Regions from separate parts of the Homo sapiens genome. Here regions 1 and 2 are each linked to region 3. A link is an interaction called in ENCODE POLR2A ChIA-PET data of the cell type or tissue named here. Cell type or tissue: A673. All regions are shown on one strand. Region 1 has its middle 230 kb from the start of LINC03121. Region 2 has its middle 200 kb from the start of LINC01720. Region 3 overlaps LINC01035 (long intergenic non-protein coding RNA 1035).

What was found. Peaks named below come from ENCODE experiments on the same cell type or tissue, not always from the same donor. Only the 100,000 strongest peaks of a DNase experiment are listed, where the experiment ranks them.
Region 1: POLR2A ChIA-PET joins it to region 3 with 5 read pairs; 1 of 35 experiments calls an interaction of 5 or more read pairs at or near these places.
Region 2: POLR2A ChIA-PET joins it to region 3 with 17 read pairs; 1 of 35 experiments calls an interaction of 5 or more read pairs at or near these places.

Annotation. Positions count from the first base shown.
Region 1 is chr1:188,445,753-188,448,252 of GRCh38, forward strand. No RefSeq gene overlaps it. Among named protein-coding and RNA genes, the nearest start is that of LINC03121, 230 kb to the left of the region's middle. In A673, no CTCF peak of the experiment used is centred here; a DNase peak (open chromatin) is centred at 1,329; H3K27ac peaks cover 919 bases.
Region 2 is chr1:190,822,268-190,824,767 of GRCh38, forward strand. No RefSeq gene overlaps it. Among named protein-coding and RNA genes, the nearest start is that of LINC01720, 200 kb to the left of the region's middle. RefSeq lists a silencer at 1,779-1,979. In A673, no CTCF peak of the experiment used is centred here; a DNase peak (open chromatin) is centred at 1,224; H3K27ac peaks cover 1,713 bases.
Region 3 is chr1:188,976,970-188,979,469 of GRCh38, forward strand. The region is part of intron 1 of LINC01035 (long intergenic non-protein coding RNA 1035); the gene reads left to right. Among named protein-coding and RNA genes, the nearest start is that of LINC01035, 73 kb to the left of the region's middle. In A673, no CTCF peak of the experiment used is centred here; DNase peaks (open chromatin) are centred at 1,162 and 1,702; H3K27ac peaks cover 2,164 bases.

The DNA of each region.
Region 1 (2,500 bases), 530 kb before region 3:
CTTGCAGAAGGCAGATAGTAGGCCTTCCTATCTACTACAATTGCATGAGCCAATGCCCGTAACAAATATCTCCTTCTAAGTATCTATATTTATCCCATTAGTCTCATTTATCTGGATAACCAGGACTGATAAACATATTAATTAATTTTTGTCTTCAAAATGGCTTTCACTTACCTGAGTACTGGTTATTAGTTAATGACATAGATTTTAATGAGTCATCATCTTGTAAGTATTGGGATATCTGCAACTTATGTCAAATATCATCTGGATGATTTTTCTGGAGATTAAATATCATGCATTTTGGAAATACATGAAGTAGTCAGATAAAGATTTGAATGTATTCATTTCAGACTAGGCTTTTCTGATGCATGCGTCAGTATATAATTACAAATTACTAATGTTTTGTGAGAAATGTAGGATTTAAATACATATTGAAATTTACATAGCATAAATATATGTTGAGAAAGGTGCAAGGATTAATTAATGAAAATATCTTATTTCTCATACTTTTGTTTGATTAATAGAAAAATGTGACCTGGAGTATTATTTTCATCTTTATCATCGAACAAATAATCCAAAAAATAATTTTCTGAGTGCATATTACTTTTAATCTATTTTACTATAAAAATGTTACATTTAATATTTTTAAAATGGAAAATTTGATATGTATATGTACCAATGTTAGATTATTCCAACTAAACATATTTGTTTTATTTTAAATAAACCTTTTTTTTGGGCTCATTTGGTGGGACATGAAAATCATGTCCCACATTCTGTAAAACACTTGATATACATCATATTGTTATTAACAATAATTATAATGTTCTCTCTTTTCAAATGTACAGTATCTATGGGACAATTCTCTGTGTTAAGGTTCATTATTCAAATGACCTTTGTTCTTTTTTTCCTCTCTGAAAGATAAGCATCATTCCCACTTTACTAGAATTCTTTTTGAGTATTCCTGGGAGGCCTCATATAGCAAATGATTGTATATTTTCCTTCTAGGACATGGCCCTTACCAAATATCTATTCAATGTTGGATTTCTATGTCTATTCTTCCTTTCTTCCTCCCTCCTCCCCTCCCACCCTCCCTCCCTCCCTCCCTCCTTCCTTCCTTCCTTCCTTCTTTCCTTCCTTCCTTCCTTCCTTCCATCTATTCAGTATTGGATTTCTATATCCTTCCTTTCCTTCCTTCATTCTTTCCTTTCTTCCTTCCTTCCCTCCTTCCATCTATTCAGTATTGGATTTCTATTTCCTTCCTTCCTTCCTTCCTTTCTTCCCTCCCTCCCTCCCCCTCTCTCTTTTCATTTTTTTTAAGGTTTTCACCTTGGTATCCCAGTAACCCAGACGTAAGTCGTGTCACTTAGGTGGCTATTGCGTGTGACTACATGCATGCTGATTTTTTCCTTATTCTGAGAATGTTGACGGAATAGTTCTGCTTGTATGTGAACAAAACTTACCCTCAGAAGTATAACTATATCATGTCTATAAGCCACTGTTAAAAATACCTCAATGCTTCCTTATAATCTATGCAGTAAATCATCAAAATATATACAAATTTAATAGTTAAAACTTTTTAATGGCAGCAACATTTATGGGAGAGAAAGTTAGAAACAACTTTCTTAGAAATGTTTAACTTAATTTTCATATAACTCTGACTTTATTGTTACCATGTAAATTACCGAGGCATAATAAGTAGTCCAACACATTTTAATTTTGTTTTCTTCATAAGAAATAAACGTAGTAGCTTTATTTTCCATCAATTGAATTAAATATAATTAGTCTTAAATAATATAATTACAAAGTTTTCTTTTCAATTAGACCTTTATATACTTGTAACAAAAACTGCTTGTGATTCTGTGTACTATATCTAAACAAGTGTCATTATGACCTAAAAGCTTTACGCCTTTTATGTACTTTAGTCTGAAACATTTACTGCTACTATTACATTTTGCAATTACAGTGAAGTGAGGCAGAAAATAGCAGTTCAAAAATGTATTCAAGTAATGAAGTTGGAACCATTAGTTTCAAGGCTCTTGTTATTTTAGTAAATATTTAATCTTTCTAGCAGCATGGGTTCCTAATTGATCTTTAAGTATTATTGTTCTTGGACATTTCTAATCGACTTCTAATTGCTACATTAAGGCAGTTAGGGAATAAAATGTAATGGATGGTGGAGACTTTTACAGTACACTTAATCAACAGAATATAGTAAAACTTATAACTCATTTCCATTATTGAAATTTGAATCAAAATACACTAAAGTCTACCTTTATATCCATCTTCTTATTTTGAAGAGTTCTACTGATCTAAAGAAATCCATAAATAATGTATTCCATTTATGCTAAGATAGATATGTGCAATAAATTATTAAGATGTGATTTAAAATCTCTTTTAATAATAGTTATTTTTGGTAATTCCCAGGTTCCTATGTATTTCATTTTAATTTTATTCAGATCACCTTTAATTTTCATGTATATCTATCTCTTTATCTCCCTAA
Region 2 (2,500 bases), 1.8 Mb after region 3:
TTAATTTTTTATTAAATAACAAAACAGAAATATAACAAATAAATTTTTGAAGCTATTATATGTTTATTAAGATTAAGAAAAGCAACTGCTAGCAAAAGTAACCAAATTAAAAACAAAAATAAAACAGAAAACACACATCAATTTCATAAATGAAAGGTAGGTTATCACTATTGATGTATTAAAGGAATCGTCATATTAAGAGAATTACCACACACAACTTAGTCCACTCAAATCTGATTATTTTAATAAAAGGTACACCTTTCTTGGAAGAAAAAAATCACAAAAATTCACACAAGAAAAAATAGGTAATCTGAATTGATTTATTAATATTATAGAAAATTATTCCATAATTAAAAACATTTTAAGAAAGGAAGCACCTGATTCAGATTATTTGACTGTTGAATTTTACCTACACTAAATGAAGAAGTGATAACAATTCTTCACAATCTCTTCCAGAAAAAGAAAATAGAGGAAATGCTTACTAACTGATTCTTAAAGTCAATATTATTATAATATCCAAATCAGGTAAAGATATTATTAAAAGAAACAATTGGCCTGTATTTCTCATTAATACTGATGCAAGGATGCTTAATAATGTATTAGCAAGTTGAATTCAACAGTATATAAAAAGAGTTATACAAAAAAAACTGAGTGTGATTTCTTTCTGATATGTAGTATTAGTTCCATATTTAAAAATCAGTGTAATCCACCACTGATGAACATAACAAAGAAGAATAATCATATGACAATACCAATTGACAGAGGAAAAAAATGTCAAATCCAACACCCAATCACGCAAAACAAACAAGCAAAGAAACAAAACTCTCAGTAAACTGAGTAGAGAGAAGATTTCTCAGCTTCATAAAGATCATGAGCCCAGACATGGTGACTCATGCCTCTAACCCCAGCATGGGATTGGGAGGACAAGGTGGGTGGATCACCTGAGGTCAGGAGTTTGAGACCAGCCTGGCCAACATGGTGAAATCCCGTGGCTGCTAAAAATACAAAAATTAGCTGGGTGTGGTGGCACACACCTGTAATCCCAGCTACTCAGGATGCTGAGGCACAACAATAATTTGAACCTGGGAGGTGGAGGTGGCAGTGAGCCGAGATCACACCACTTTAGCCTAGACAACAGTGTGAGACTCTGAAGAAAAAGAAAGAAAAGAAAGAGAGAAGGAAGGAAGGAAGGAAGGAAGGAAGGAAGGAAGGAAGGAAGGAAGGAAGCTCAATAATATTCTGGAAGTCCTACATAGTACAATATAAGAAAAAAATAAAGGTTACATATTAGAAAGCAAGAAAAAATTACTTGCATTGTTTGCGGACAACATGAACGTCAATGAGGAAAGCCCCAAAGAAATGACAATAAGAAATTCTGGAATGATTAACTGAGTATAGCAAGATCACAGGGTACAGGATTTAAATATAAAAGTCAATTGCTTTTGTATATGCCAGTAATGAATAATTATAATTTGATATTTAAAAATACAATAGCACACGCAAAAAAGGAAATGGGTATAAGTCTTTCAAAATATGTACAGCATATACATGTAGAAAACTATAAAGCTCTAATAAAAGCAATACACAAAAATCTAAATAAACAGAGAGATAATAATTTATTTATGGATCAGAATACCCAATGTTGTTAAGATATCAACTCTTACCAATTATACATATGTTCAACAAAATCTCTCTCTAAATCCCATCAAATTGTACTTTTCTTGGTGTAGACATACTGATTCTAAAGGTTATAAGACAAGTCAAAAAACCTAGAATAATCAATACTACTTCGCTTAAGAAGAACAAAGTTAGAAGACACACTCTACCCAATCTCAAGGCATACCACAAAGCTAAGGCAAACAAGACAGCATGGTTCTCGTGAAAAGATAGATACCTAAAGCATTAAGACAGGAAAAAATGTTGAGATACAGCCCCACAGAAATACAGTCACCTGACAAAAAGGAAAGGCATTTCAATAAAAGAAGACTGATCATTTCACCAAATGGCATTGGAATAATTGGGTGTCCTTATGCAAAACAAAACAGAGAAGCAAAAAACTAGAAAAAGACCTTATACTTTTCACTAAAATTAACTCATAATAGATTGTCAGATTAAATGTAAAACATAAAATTTAAAAAAAAATTGTAGAAGAAAATGTTGGTGATCTTAGATTTGTATGAGCTTTTAAGTATATTTCTAGATGAATAACCCATGGCAGAAAAAACAAAGTGATAAACTAGATATTACTAAGTTAAAAACTACTGCTCATAACAGCATCTTAGTAGCAAAGGATACTGTTTAAAAAATTTAAAGTACAGACTCATAAGCTTTTTTCAAAACGAATATCCCATAAAGGACTTGAATAAAAAATATACAAAAAATATTGTAAAACTCAACAATTAGAAAACAAGCAACCCAATTTAAAAATGGGCAAAAGATCTAAATAGACACTTCAGCTTACATAAACAAATAGAAAATAAACATACAAAGTCATACTCAA
Region 3 (2,500 bases):
TATTGCAATTCATGACCATAAATGTTGATTTTTCCAAGATACATTATTACACCTCAGGAAATGTGATGTTTCTATTCACAATTATCAGAAGTACAAAGGGAGAAAACTAAGCCTTAAATTGCAACATATGATTTTTAAATGTGCTGATCAGTTTCAATGTGGGCATGTAAATCTGTATGATTTTCTCACATTAGAAATGAACAGATGTACTTTCACAAAAAGTACAGTAAATCAGCTTTGTAACTTTGACAAAAGTTTTGGGCTGTTACTGTTCTGCACATAGTAGTTTAGCAAATCAATTTTCTAAAAGAAATTATTTTTACAATAAAAGCATTGGCATTTTGAATAAGACAATCATTGGCTGTATGGTAGTGTCTTTCTCTTCAAGATCTTCAAAAATAGTCCTACTACAAGATCCAGCAGTCATGCTCCTAAGTATTTACTTAACTGATTTGAAATAATATGTACATATAAAGTCTGACAATAAATGGTTACAGCAGCTTTATTCATAATTGCCAAAAATAATTCATTGTTGCGACAAAGATGTCATTTGACAGGAGAGGAGAATGGGTAAAAACCTGTGATATCTTTATGCAATTGAATACTATTCAGTGATAAAAAAGAATGAGTTTAAGCTGCCTAAAGACATGGATGGAAGGGTGAAGAAAAAGACGCATATTTAATTAACTTAGGAGATAAATGGAAACTCAGTCAAAAGACAGAAGGCACTGTACTGTAGTTGGTAAATGCATTTTTCCATGGGAGTACAAGCTCACAACTCTGAAAATGTGAAATATAAATTGAACAATTAAGTAATAGATGGTATACGGTGGGAAACTGGTTTCTCATCATTAGAGAAGGATGCATGTGGTACTGTAATTGTTGAGAGACCTAAGTATGAACTTACGCAGGGCTTAATATAGATACAGATATATACATATATAAATATTTACAAACATGTAAATATACAGACATATATTTCCTTTCTTTGTCAGCCAAGAGGACCCGTGCAATTTTTGTACCACTGAACACAACTAGCACTTAGATCTTATTTTCTCATCCACTTGCCAATAAAACAAAGGACTCCTGGAAGAAATTGGTAATTCAAGGGCTGGGACAGGAAATATACAAGATGAACCTGAAACATCTCATAGTGCCAGAAAGTGAGGAAGTTTTTAAAATCCACGATGATTACATGTGACAAAAGGTCATAACTCGCAACTGATTTAGCTCCCAATGACCAAAGTAGAAATGATTTGAAGAAAAACTAAGTTAGCATAGCATTGGGCTATAGCTCAAAGTATAAATTAAATATTCACAAATCCATAACAAAACACATGCACAAAAGAAGGAAGGAAAGAAGGAAGGAAGGAAGGAAGGAAGGAAGGGAGGGAGGGAGGGAGGGAGGGAGGGAGGGAGGGAGGGAGGGAAAGAGGGAGGGAGGGACGGAGGGAAGGAAGGAAGGAAGGAAGGAAGGGAGGGAGGGAGGGAGGGAAAGAGGGAGGGAGGGACGGAGGGAAGGAAGGAAGGAAGAAAGGAAGGAAGGAAGGAAGGAAAATGAAAGGAAAGGAAAGGAAGAGGATCAAGGAGACAATCAACCAGGTAATCAAGGAGGGAAGGAGGGAAAAAAAGAAGGAAGGGAGGGAACAGACAACAGATGTGAAGAATTCCAAATACTTTATGTAGATACTCTGCCTCCAACAAAACTTTCTACCTCATAAATGATGGACTGTGCATAGCGAATTCTTTCCAAAGAGTACAGTATGGAAAATAAGAAAAAAATGATAACTTTATGCTTGAGACATCTCACAAACACTAGCTCAACTAGCTGATCAAGTCAATGTACACAGTAATAGCTCATGTTGATACTATCTACCCTTGATAAATTGTGATGGTAATGGCAATTTATGTCAGTGATCTTCCTCTACAAGACCCATAAACTCTAGTCTAATAATGAGAAACCACCCTAAATAAACCCTAATTGAAAGATATTCTTCAAAGTACAACATCCGTATCCTTCAAAGCGTTAAGGTTATCAAAACTTTTAATAGACCGAAAAATTTTTACATTTGCAGGAAGCCCAAGTAACATTTGAATTTTGTGAGTGTTATAGGTTGGCATAACAGAGAAGCTTGGATTCAGAAAGATAAAAATATACAGTGTAGCTGAGTCTATCGGCTTAGATAATGTCTGCACCAAAACCTGCATGCTTACAGCAAATAGATTTAGAGGATTTCGGATAGGCAATGTTTCTTAGGCAAAATGGAGGCTTAAATTTTACTTCTAATAACTTGATGCGTGGCTTTCTTCTTCAATTTCTCTTAAACAGTGTTGAAAATGACTTTTTCTTTATTCAAAGGTCATTACATAAACCAAGTAATGAGTAAAATAATGCATTGGAGGCTTTAAACTGCTACACCAATAGTGTATACTTTTTGAGCTCTTATTATTTATTATTATTATACAATATTTATTGAAAATTTTGGCTGCCATCATCCTG